Linked DNA regions of Homo sapiens: regions 1 and 3 are each linked to region 2. Evidence: chromatin contacts called from ENCODE Hi-C or POLR2A ChIA-PET data. All regions are on one chromosome and are shown on one strand. Each heading gives the region's core, a stretch centred on a gene start or an enhancer-like site at or near the end of the contact. The rest is flanking DNA. Distances are from core to core; before and after follow the strand shown.

Evidence for each region. Hi-C counts contacts between places; a loop is a spot of excess contacts on that map. ChIA-PET counts read pairs that join two places held with the same protein, here RNA polymerase II (POLR2A). Pooled maps may share reads with other maps.
Region 1: a map of B cell shows a loop between it and region 2 (10-fold over the local background). The contact joins two enhancer-like sites. A Hi-C loop is called at or near these places in 6 of 168 maps with a recorded cell type or tissue (B cell, CD4-positive, alpha-beta memory T cell, CD8-positive, alpha-beta T cell and 1 more), 1 of 37 single-sample maps with no recorded cell type and 12 of 50 pooled maps. POLR2A ChIA-PET finds 5 or more read pairs at or near these places in 2 of 52 experiments (CD4-positive, alpha-beta T cell and activated naive CD8-positive, alpha-beta T cell).
Region 3: a loop to region 2 is called in a map of naive thymus-derived CD4-positive, alpha-beta T cell, with 6 times the contacts of the local background. The contact joins the promoter of NEPRO-AS1 here to the enhancer-like site in region 2. A Hi-C loop is called at or near these places in 1 of 168 maps with a recorded cell type or tissue (naive thymus-derived CD4-positive, alpha-beta T cell) and 9 of 50 pooled maps. POLR2A ChIA-PET finds 5 or more read pairs at or near these places in 2 of 52 experiments (activated T-cell and naive thymus-derived CD8-positive, alpha-beta T cell).

The regions. Positions count from the first base shown.
Region 1 is chr3:115,781,911-115,785,464 of GRCh38, forward strand. No RefSeq gene overlaps it. Among named protein-coding and RNA genes, the nearest start is that of SNORD155, 120 kb to the right of the region's middle. RefSeq lists enhancers at 2,134-2,634, 2,666-3,344 and a silencer at 2,375-2,424. Within about 2 kb of position 2,186, at least 38 of the 41 ENCODE cell types and tissues checked have a DNase peak (open chromatin) inside an H3K27ac peak, as active enhancers do; they include B cell, CD4-positive, alpha-beta T cell and CD8-positive, alpha-beta T cell, where a contact is called at or near this core.
Region 2 is chr3:114,212,378-114,216,006 of GRCh38, forward strand. No RefSeq gene overlaps it. Among named protein-coding and RNA genes, the nearest start is that of ZNF80, 23 kb to the right of the region's middle. RefSeq lists an enhancer at 1,359-2,032. Within about 2 kb of position 1,939, at least 12 of the 41 ENCODE cell types and tissues checked have a DNase peak (open chromatin) inside an H3K27ac peak, as active enhancers do; they include B cell, CD4-positive, alpha-beta T cell and CD8-positive, alpha-beta T cell, where a contact is called at or near this core.
Region 3 is chr3:113,017,451-113,021,239 of GRCh38, forward strand. It overlaps NEPRO-AS1 (NEPRO antisense RNA 1), which reads left to right and starts at 2,068. Exons shown (of 3, transcript NR_186663.1): 1 at 2,068-2,256. RMP64 (ribonuclease MRP subunit p64) reads right to left here and starts at 2,221. Exons shown (of 9, transcript NM_015412.4): 1 at 2,092-2,221; 2 at 1-152. The coding sequence starts at 2,197. RefSeq lists an enhancer at 1,670-1,739 and a silencer at 1,900-2,009.

The DNA.
Region 1 (3,554 bases), core at 936-3,435, 1.6 Mb after region 2:
CTCCTTTTGTTTCCGGGTCAGGACTGGCCACAAGGAAAAAATGAACAAGATCTGGAAGGCAGAAAAGAAGCACCAACTATCTTTATGATTTGAAGGTGGGTGTGAAACCAGGCTCACCTAAGTTGTCACTGATCTGCTGGTTCACCCTGTTGGCATGGGCTCCTTCAAGTCCTGCTAGATACCCCTGCTTCTGCTTCTCTGAATCCCTGGCTAGGTATGTGTATGTTTCCTTGGTGAAAAGCGTCAGTTTATGCTGCAAGTCATTTACATGGAGGCCATGAGAAACAACTATGAGTTTCATTTTTTCTTTGCTGTATCCATTTCGTATGCATCTTTCCTTCTTGATCGTCAGCCCTGCAGACTTCACGCCCAAGAGTAGATGCAGAGGCCTTAGACTACTTAACACATTCTCATAATTGCATAGAATCTAAACCCTATAATAAATCCCTGGTTTTATATCACTCACAATGGTTCTACTTCCCTAATAGAACTATAACTGATACATATGCAATGTAGTATCGCATAGCTAGAGTTTCCATACAGTATAAAAGAATATTAGTTTATTTTTCACTATGATTTTGATTTACATTTTTATCACATCATATCTCTTTTACCTCTATAGCAGGCTCAAAACTTGCTATAGATTGAAATGCTTACAAAAGAGTAGTTCTATCATTCTTTAGTATTTCTCAGACTATTACTGTGTCTGATTACTAAGGAACAAAAATGTTTATTTTTATAATTAAGTACATATACATTAATTTTGTTGTACATTTTTTTGCTTTCAACATCAAATTCTGTTTATGCATGCACGTGTAGCAGAAATTGTTGTGCCTTGTATGAATGTTTTTATAGTCCTTAAAAATAATGGATGCAATATCTGTGGTAGCCTGACAGTTTAAATAATGTTCCATTGCTCATTTTATTCAACAGATTTCCATTCAGCAGTTCTTAGCGGTATCTACAATATGTCCAGATCAGTGAATTTCTATGAGGGATTCAAAAGAAATATAAGACACAATTCCTTCTCTCGTGAAACTTATGGTCTAATATTTACTTTTATAAATAAAGGAGAGATTGAGAGACAGATTGTGTGAGAGAGTGAGTGTGTGTGTGTGTGTGTGTGTGTGTTAGGGAAGAAAGGGTTGACTTGTAGCCCTCCCCCAGGGGTGCAGCTTCAAGTAATAACAGTCCGTATTAGGGCAAGGTGGGTACTGTGGCAAACTGGAGAGCCACTTGCCCCTTCTAATGGCAGTAACAGCTCCTCAACTCCCACCAATGGGGTTACCATTTAGGTCAAGTCTCTAGATGTTCTCTTGTTCAAGGGATGCTGTAAATTGGGACAGTTACATGAAAATTCCCACTTAAAAAATATGCACGGAGCGGGCACGGTGACTCACACCTGTAATCCCAGCACTTTGGGAAGCCGAGGCAGGCGGATCACCTGAGGTCAGGAGTTCGAGACTAGCCTGGTCAACATGGTGAAACTCCGTCTCTACTAAAAATACAAAAATTTCCCGGGCGTGGTGGCGCACGCCTGTAGTACCAGCTACTCAGGAGGCTGAGGCAGCAGAATCGCTTGAACCTGGGAAGCAGAGGTTGCAGTGAGCCTAGATTGCGCCATTGCACTCCAGCCTGGGCAACAAGAGCGAAACGCCGTCTCAAAAGAAAACAAAAAAAATGCACGGAGGGAAAACAGCCCGGAGGCTGAATCCTGTCCAACAGTAGTTATAACCCTAGTTTTTCCAACACGAGTAAATATAAAGGCATCTTGCTCCTCTGGAAATAGGGAGAACCAGACCTAGCTATCTTCTTGAAAAAGAAAAAAAAATACTTCTGCATCCTCTCAACTTAAAACGAAGGAAATAAGATAGTTATCAATCAGCATCATTTGGGCATATTGTTATTATTTACTATCATTTTATTAAAATTAATAATAGATTTACTGTAAAAACAGAGCCTGCCTTGCGCGTAGCACTCGATAAACGCTTTTTATTATTCTGCTTGTTGACGCTGTTACCTCTCTTTTGGAGTAAAAGGGGGCGGAATCGCAACAAGACCCCAGGACCCCGTGTGCGCGCGCGTGTCGGGGGAGCTGACCTATGACAAACATGTGCAGAGCTCTAGTACCCAGCCACGCGGAGGCTGCCGGTTGACAGAAGCGTTGCCGCCCCCTGCCGCCGAGTTCACCCTGCCGTCACTGCTGGAAGCCGCACCCCTAGGAAAGGCTGCAAACCCACCCTGCCCCCAACACACCCGCGCTCCCTCTCTGCAGGCCGGCTCCATCCCCGCCCCCAGGTGGCCAAGCAACACCGCCTTCTAGCTTCCTCCCGACCGGGCGGCGCCTGCAGCTGCCTGGGGAAGGAGCCCCGCAGCAGCGCGAGCGGGTGGGCGGGGGGTGCGCGGGCCGCAGGGCAGGAGGGAGGGCGCAGGTAGGCGGGCGGGGAGAAGCTAGGCGGCCGGGCCGAGCGGTCGCGCCCAGCCCTGCCTCTCTCCCTTCTCGACTCACAGGCGGCCTGACTCACTCCTTTGTTTCTGGAAAAGATCTATCTGTACTAGCCCGAGGCGGAATTCACCCCGCCCGCACTCATCAGAAATCGTTTGCTTATTCTCTGCGCCCCTCCGTGCTCGCCTGGGACGCGGGCGGAATCCTGACGCAGGCTGTCAGCCGCGGTGACGGGTGACACCGGGTGAGCAGCCGTCCGCGCCGCCTTCCCTGCGCCGACGGGCAGCGCGGCGTTCGGCGCGCACTGCTGCCCCCTCGTGGCAGGAGCAAGCATCGCAGCAGCGCCGACACCACCGCCCACCTGCAGCCCGGGGAGCGTCACTTCTGGGTGTTTTTCAAAGGGAGCATTTTTACAGCTCCATTCAACTGCTGGGATTAGGAGATGTGGCTCCCAGGTTGATTACTAATGAATGAGAAGGGGTGTGGTCTGTGCGTGTATGTTCTTGTGTGCGTGTACGCGTGTGAGAGAGAGAGAGGGAAGGGGGGAGAACAACTGTAAGAGCATGTTTGTGGTGACAGGATAATGGAGAAGGGAGGAAGGAAGGGGAAAAATGAAAGAGATTAAAAAGCAAGAGAGGCAAAGTGACAGTGACGAGGGAAGAGAGTGACAGGGAAGGATGCAGAAAGAATGCAGGGAGCAACAGTTTGATGGGAAATGGGAGGGGACTTCTGCATGAGAGAGAGGTGAGGATTTGACATCCGTGAGAGGTAAAGTTTCATTTTGGTGAAGTGAACCTTGTGAACATTTCAATATACCTCTCTCCTGCTTTACGTCCCATTTTGTTTGGCAGCTGCTAGAAATGAGTTTCCGTTTTTCTGTCTTGTTTTAATATTCTCATGTCTCCCACATCACTGAGATCATTAGAGGCAGAAACAATTATGTCATGCATTCCCTGCATCTGACAGAACCCTCTGTGCGTGCTGGTTTATTAACTCCAGCCTTGCCCCTCTGCCATCAGCTACATCTGCTTTTGTTATTCTGATCCACGTTTCATGAGCATGCACACACACACTCTCTCCCTCTCTCCACTGACCTCTGTGGGCTCAC
Region 2 (3,629 bases), core at 689-3,188:
GGGGGCCACTGCCCTTTGTGGAAGGAATTAGATTTGAGGAATTGGACTATCGATAGAAGGTGGCTGGGCAAGTGACGAATCAGAGTCAGGAGATGGTTCTGAGGAAAGAGACCTGGCTGCCCAGTACTGTGCCCCGTATCTGAGCCCCATTTCTAGTCAGGAAAGGTCTTTCATGGGGTGGGGCCAGCCAGGATGGTCCAGCCTACTTGCATCCTCCCCCAATTGGCATTCTAGGCAATTTCTTGAAAGGACATTCCTTGTCTTCTTCTCACACGGCTTGAGTGAGTACACTTTGTGCTAGGAGCAAGATCCAGCCCATCCCAGGCTGAGATCTCTTTCTGTCCTGGTTAGGAACAGGGGCCAAGAGAGGCTGCCATGGGAAACACATGGCTCAGCCTGAGATGAGCATTCTCAGCAGACTCTTACTTCCATTACAAGCAGCAGTAGTAGGAAGCAATGTTTTTGGAGAGCGTCCACTGCACTCTCCTTGGTCTTGCCAGTGAAGTGCAGGGGCGGGGACCAGCTCACCTTCACATTCCTGGCCATGAAGGTGAGAATGGATCCAGACAATAATGTGTTTTCATTTGTGGTTGCTTATCTTTTGTCTCCAACTGGCAAGCTGGAATGATGTTGGCACCACACGACAACAGCAGGGAGTCACAGCCTTTTCATAAATGCATGGAGAAATGAGGCATCAGCAGGTACAGGTTACAGTGACTCAGGTGGGGCACAGGAATTTCATGATTTTAAAAAAGGATTCCAGATTCTTCTGTTCTCCTTGCCAAAGGCTAGTCAATTTTCCCAGTTGCTTCTCTATTGCCCCCATCTTATTCAAAACTGCACAAATTCAAATGACCCCACTTCATCTAGACAAAAACGTAAAAAGAAAAGACAGTCAATCAAGATTCTGCTTGATTAACATCTTGGGAGAAGGCTAACATGAGTCTTCAGGGATGAAAATAAATGGCTCTGAGCCTGGGCTGTGGTCATAAACCTGACCTTGTCACTGCCTAAGCGAGGAAAGCAATGGAGGAAATTAGAGCTCTCGTTCCAGTGTGATTACAATTGTACCCTTAACAGGACATGACAATGTTTTTTGGCATTCAATTATGTTTTGCTATGCGTGCATGCATACACTCACACACTCACACACGCAGAGCTAGAATTGAAATCATCTCAAGTGAGAATTCTTGTGATGCATTTAAGGGGCCTGCATTTGACAAGTTGCTACCTAGTTATGGACTAAAATCTCACCAGGCACCCCCATAGCTTATCGCCTGTCATTTCAAAACAAAGACATCCTGCTTCCCCTTTCTGTGTCACACCTCATCGACTCATTCTCAGCAGACTCTTACTTTCATTACAAGCTCGGTGCCACCTCCCGGACTTTCATCAGATGAAAACTTGAAAGAAAAAAAAAACCCATTCCATGTTTTGACTTGGACTCTAGGTGTTGTTATTCTCTCAGTCCAGCTTGAGAAAAAAAAAAAAAAAAAGCCCACCCCACGAGGGGGCAGGCCTGCTTTCCTGTCTCCTGCCACCACACAGTCTCTGAAGTGTGTGAAGAAGAGAGGAAGAGACAATTAACACTCAGCACCAATCTGCATTTCCTTTTTAGCTGCCATTTACACGCTGCTCAGGTTTTGAAAACCAGCATTTCATGCTACTCCCTAGAGAGCCAGCACCAGCTTCAGCAGGATCCATCTGCACAGCACTCACATTGCTGAAATCTTCAGCCAACCCAGAATTCATTTATTTATTTTTTGAAAAAAAATGAGAGAGAGGAAGTGAGAGAGTACGAGTGAGAGAGCAAGCAAGCGGGTGAAAATAATAGATTAGAATCTGGTAATATTTAATGCGCACGCTTGACCAATCCCTGCGCTGGTCCAGGCAGGGGTGAGTCAGTGGAGTTTTTCTTTGATCATCTTCTAGATTAGTGTGAGCAGCGAGCGAATGAGCAAGAGCGTGTGACAACAGAGGATGACAGGCTGTGAGGTTCGAAGCAGGAAGGACACACTCCATAAGTCTCGGCACTGCTCATCAGCCCATGTGTCAGCACGCTCTTGCTGATGGGAGCAGCGGGGAGAAACGCCATACTGGGAAGTCACTGCTGGTGTGGGACAAGTTACAAGATGCTTCTGGGGGAGGAAAATGTGTATCATCAACTCCTCAGGTCTGGCCAACTTGCTTTATTTCCTTTAGCCCCCAAAGGGTGGAGCATTGAAGCATAATAGCTTCAATAAGCTTTGTTATTTTAACATTATTATTTTTTAAACTGAATTCACCACCACAGGAGGTCACAGAGTCAATGGTCACAGCTGGCTTTTAAAAAAGGGTTGAGTCACTTTGTGATTGATAAAACAGACTCAGCCTGAGATGAGGGCAATCAGGTTTCCTGCTTGAAGGCATCAGTTGATCACTACAGGGGTCGGAAAGAAGTGTTTTTCTTACGCAAGTTCTGGCATAATAGTCTAGGTGAATGCAAAAAAAAAAAAAGTTAGTCTTTTGATTTGTTTGTTTTTGTTTCTAAGAGAGAGCAGAGCTAAAAAGCCCATCCTTACCTCAGTAGACCAATGAGTGGTCTGATTCCATCTGGCTCTGCTGCTCAGATGGCAGTTGTGATGATAGTCATGCTACAGACACATTTACCAACTAAGCAGTGCAGACAGTACTCTGCATTGGCCCAGATTTACCTAGGAACAAGCACAGGTGTGCTCAGATAAGGAAAATACCTTAGGTCAGGAGGTGGGGTGAGCACATGGTTGTTAAAATAGAATTTAGTGAGTTAAAAAAAAAACCAGCAAACCAACACAAGACTCATAAGTACCCTATAGTATCTGCGGATGCCGTTACACGTCAAGTTAAACCACATCTTCTCAGGATACAGGGGTGTTTTGCAGCTCTCACATTAACACAGATGTGTAACGTGGGTTTCTCAGCCTATCAGAGATGGGGCAAGATAGGGTTATAATAAACAGCTTTTGTTTTTTTTGGCTCTGCCCTTACTAGGGGAGACTTCCAACCTTACCAATTCTCAAATAGTTCTTGGAGTCCCTGGTGAGAAGGATGCCCCTCTTCCACCATTCTGACTTAATGACACTGGAGCCACACTGCATGGGTTCAAATCCCAAACTCATTCCTCCACTCAAAATGTATTTAAGGGAGTGCCCACTGTGAACTTGACATTATTCTAGATGCTGAGGAAAGAGCCATTCCACATTTTCCTGTAATTTTGGTTCTAGTGAAGGTGTAGAAATGCAAATAAATAAACAAGTAAATGTATAATATTTCAGATAGAATATTATAGAGATGCTGTGGAGGGAACAAAAGCCTACTTGAGATGTCTTCAACAGAAGACAAGAAGAATGAGAGAGAGAGTAAGAACAACCATTTTAAGAAGTTTGCTGCAAGGGGGAAAGAAATGGAGTCGTTTGACTTAGGAGTGGAATCCCAGGGAAATTTCTTGTTGCTGTTGTTGTTTGTGGTTTTGATTGGAGAAATAGCATCACGTTATTCTGATCCATGTTATTAATTATTCTCACATTATTCTAGTTCTGATTCAGTAGAGAAGGAAAATAGATGATGCTAAAGCAATGTCCTTGGGTGGCGTGAGGGGTTGGGATCTGGTG
Region 3 (3,789 bases), core at 818-3,317, 1.2 Mb before region 2:
TTTGAGGGCCAAATGGGGTTTGTGGCGGCCCATTCTGTTGTGATTGCTGTAAAGGACTGCACATAACACATCTGTTTCTGCATCTAAGGTTTGGCTCTTCAGCGACAGTATGACGAGATGGCATTCTTTAATTACAGCTGCAATGCAAAGGTCTGAAGCAGAGACATCTAATAAGATTTAGTATGTATTTCTACAGTAAGTATATTATATTAAAAACACACTAAAAAAAGCATCTTTCCTTATTTGTTTTAAAGGAATCAAAAACTAATGTAATCAGTCTCAACTGTAAGAACGTAAGGATTCTAAGTATAAGAGAAGTTGGAAAATGGTAACAGATGATATAAAGTCCAGGAAATCATTAAGAGAACATCTGTAAAACAAGAAGCTGTATCTTTGCATTGCATTTTATCATGGTTTAATAATCTTTCATATGAATACTTTGCTGTCAGTCATTTGGTGTACACTTACGCCTCATGTGTACACTTAACCCCCACCTTGAAGGTAGGGCACATGTCACAACATGTGTAATAACTCTCTAACTCCCCATGTCGCTATGCCCGAAAGCAAGACAGAATGAATAAATTCACAGTCTTCAAAATCAAGGCTTCTGTGTTTGGATATCACTTTATGAGAGACACAAACATATTCAGAAAAGAAAAACCACCACAGTAACTGGAAATCGTATTATTTGATGAACACCGGGTGCTCATCAGCAGATGCTTCCTAGTCTGAAAATCTGTAGAAGTCCCTAAGATGTAGTTCATGTGTTATTTATGGCTCTAAAGGCAGCACTAGCATTCTAAATGGAAGTAAAGGCTGGTTGCTACCTAACAAGAATTTTCTTACTGTCCCAACAACTACCTGAAGACAGAATGGGCTGCCTCGGGGATGGGTAGTGAGTTGGTGAATTTCCCAGGCCTAATAGGAGTTGTTAAAGAATTTTTGAATAGAGAAAGAGGGAAGATTAATCTGTAAAGTGTGTAGGAAGGATAGATGGGATAATCTGTAAAGTGTGTAGGATGGATATATGGGAAAGGGGATGTGATGATCTAAGTCAAGCTTGTCCAACCCGCCTTATTTTGTTGTTCTGTTCTGTTTTGTTTTAGGCTTTTTGCAGCTTAAAGCCATGGTTTTTAGTTTGTCTCTAGTGAAAAGAGGGATGAGGAAAGGGCTTTACCAGCCCAACCGGAAACAAAGAACCCATGACTGTATTCTCTCCCTTGGGCCCCGGAGCTACGTATTTAATATTCATAACAGCTTCCATTTGAGTGTTCATTTACCATGCCAGGCAGTGTTCCAAATGCTTTCTCTACATTATCAACTCTTTCATCCCCCCAAACAGCCCTATGAGGAAGGTGCTTTTATCTCCATTTGAAAGTGAGATCAGTGAGGCACAGAAAGGTTCAATGACTCCTTCAAGCTCCAGCAAAGGGTAGAGCTAGTATTCAAACCCAAACAACCTGGCTCCTGCGCCAGGCTCCTACCTACTATATGCCCTTCACCCTAACAAATACCACCCATTTAGGTGGCAAAACACCGTCGTTTACAGCGCACTGTCTCCTAAATTACATCATTAGATATTCCCAACGCCCCTGTGAGGAGTAGGAGGACTAACTCCATTTCACAGATAAGCAGATAGAGGTCCGAAAAGATTGCAGTTTGAGTCCCAGTGCTTAGGTGACGTCCACCGCTCCTCGGGTACAGGAAAAAGAAGGAAAGGGGAAATGGACGGAAGGGTAAACAAGACTCCGAAGACCCGGGTGAGCAAGGGTTCCCAGGCAGCACTGTTCCCCGGCACCAGCTGAGTCCACCTCTCTCCGCCCCCTCAGCGCACGGCTGAGCCTTGGTCTTTCATCTCTCCAGCCAAGCCCTGGGTTAGCACAGCTGGTTCAATGAAGGAATGCGAAGCCAGAGGCCCTACAAGCTACACCAGCAAAGTGCTGGGACCGCTCGACCCCTACGTGCCCCGCGCCCCTTCCCAGCGTCCCCCGGGCCGGGAAGTCCCGGTACCACCCCCGCCCACATGCGCCGGCTGGGCCTGGCGGCCTCCCCCGGAAACGTTCCCCCATCCTCGCCCGGCGCCTCACTCACCAAGGGCCGCGCCGGGGTTCTGCACTGTCACTGCGCTGCGGTTCCCCGCCTTAGGGATTCTCACACGGTTCCACGGCTCCAGGCCCGGCGGCACCGCAGCCATCATGCGAGGCGGGGGGACTTACGAAAGGCGGAGCTACGCGAGAGCACGTCCAGCGACCGGAGGTGGGGCGATGGGACCCAGTCCGGGCCGGAAGGGAGCAGGGGGTGGGGCTCGGGCGGGGCCAGGAGCCCGGCGGGAGGCTGCCTTCATCGAGTAAACGCGTGGGACTGGGAAGGACCCAGTCATCTGTATATTGGTTACCAACACGTGGCCGCGTAGAATCATGGGGGAAAAAAGGCCCCATCCCAATACTAACCAACAGAATCTCTGAGAATGCGATGAGGAATCTGCGTTTTGTTTAAACTTAGCGCAGGGGATTCGGAAGCACAACCAAGTTTGGAACTGTTAAATACTTCTAGGCATTTTACAAATATGGAAAATGAGGCCCAGAATTGAGTTGGTGCTTTTACCCCCAACTCTGCCTCAGACATTAGGGGAAAAAGGAAGAAATGAAATGAAGAGGTTTGTGCAAGGTGTGGAATTTGTAGCGAAGAAGCAGTGATTTGCTTTGAGTGGTAAAGGAAGGCTCCTTTATGTCTTGAACCACAGCAAAACCGAGATCACATCAAAGAAACTTGGAAGACACCTGTCAGTCATTCCCACTTTTGTCAGTCTCCAAGACAAGATCATATTCCAAGCTCTAGTGATCCTTACCTCATTAATATCTTTCTAATAATTCATTTATCCTCAGCCATGCTAATGCCCCCTTAAGTTCTTAACACTCCCACAGTAACGTATTAGAAAAACAGTGAGTTTTGGAAACAGACTGCCAAGGTTCTAGTTCTAGCTTTGCTGTTTACTAGCTCGGTGATCTCAGGAAATTTACTTACCTCCTCCTCCAGACCTTAGTATCCCTGTGGGTAAAATGAAGATGATAATAATAGTATCAATCTCACAGACTTGTAAAATGCCAAGGCACTCCTGGCATACAAACAATGAACATTTACCATAGTTAATATTGTTGATGTTATTACTACTATTTCATGCAAGCAGTCTTACTTTATTGAAACACTTTCCATGCTCTTTCTGTGCGCCTTTACACATCTACCTACTCTACCTGGGTCATCCTCGGAAACACAATCTCCTTTCCTCAGCTCTGGGGTCGTCACTTGGGGTAATTCTTCCTAAACACCCCGTCCTCACTCCATAACTTGATACAGAGGCCCCTTTAATGTGTTACCACAGTGCCCTATGTTGGCCTATGTATTAGTTTTCTATTGCTGCTGTAACCAATTACGACAAACCTAATGGCTTGAAATAAGTAGAAGTTATTTTACATTTCTGGAGGTCAGAAGTCCAAAATTAATTTCAATGGACTGAAGTTGGCAGGGCTGGTTCCTTCCGGAATCTCTAGGGAAGAATTCATTTCCTTTCCTTTTCCAGCTTCTAGAGGCTGCCTTCATTCCTTGGCTCATTTCACTATCCTCCACCTTCATTGTCAGCATGACATTTTTCAGTCTCCTCCTCTTCCTCTGTCTCTCTCACCCTCCTGCCTGCCTCCCTCTTAAAAACACCCTTGTGATTACATTGAGCCCATCAAGATAATCAGGATAGTCACTCCATCTCAGAATCTTTAACTTAATCACATCTGTTTT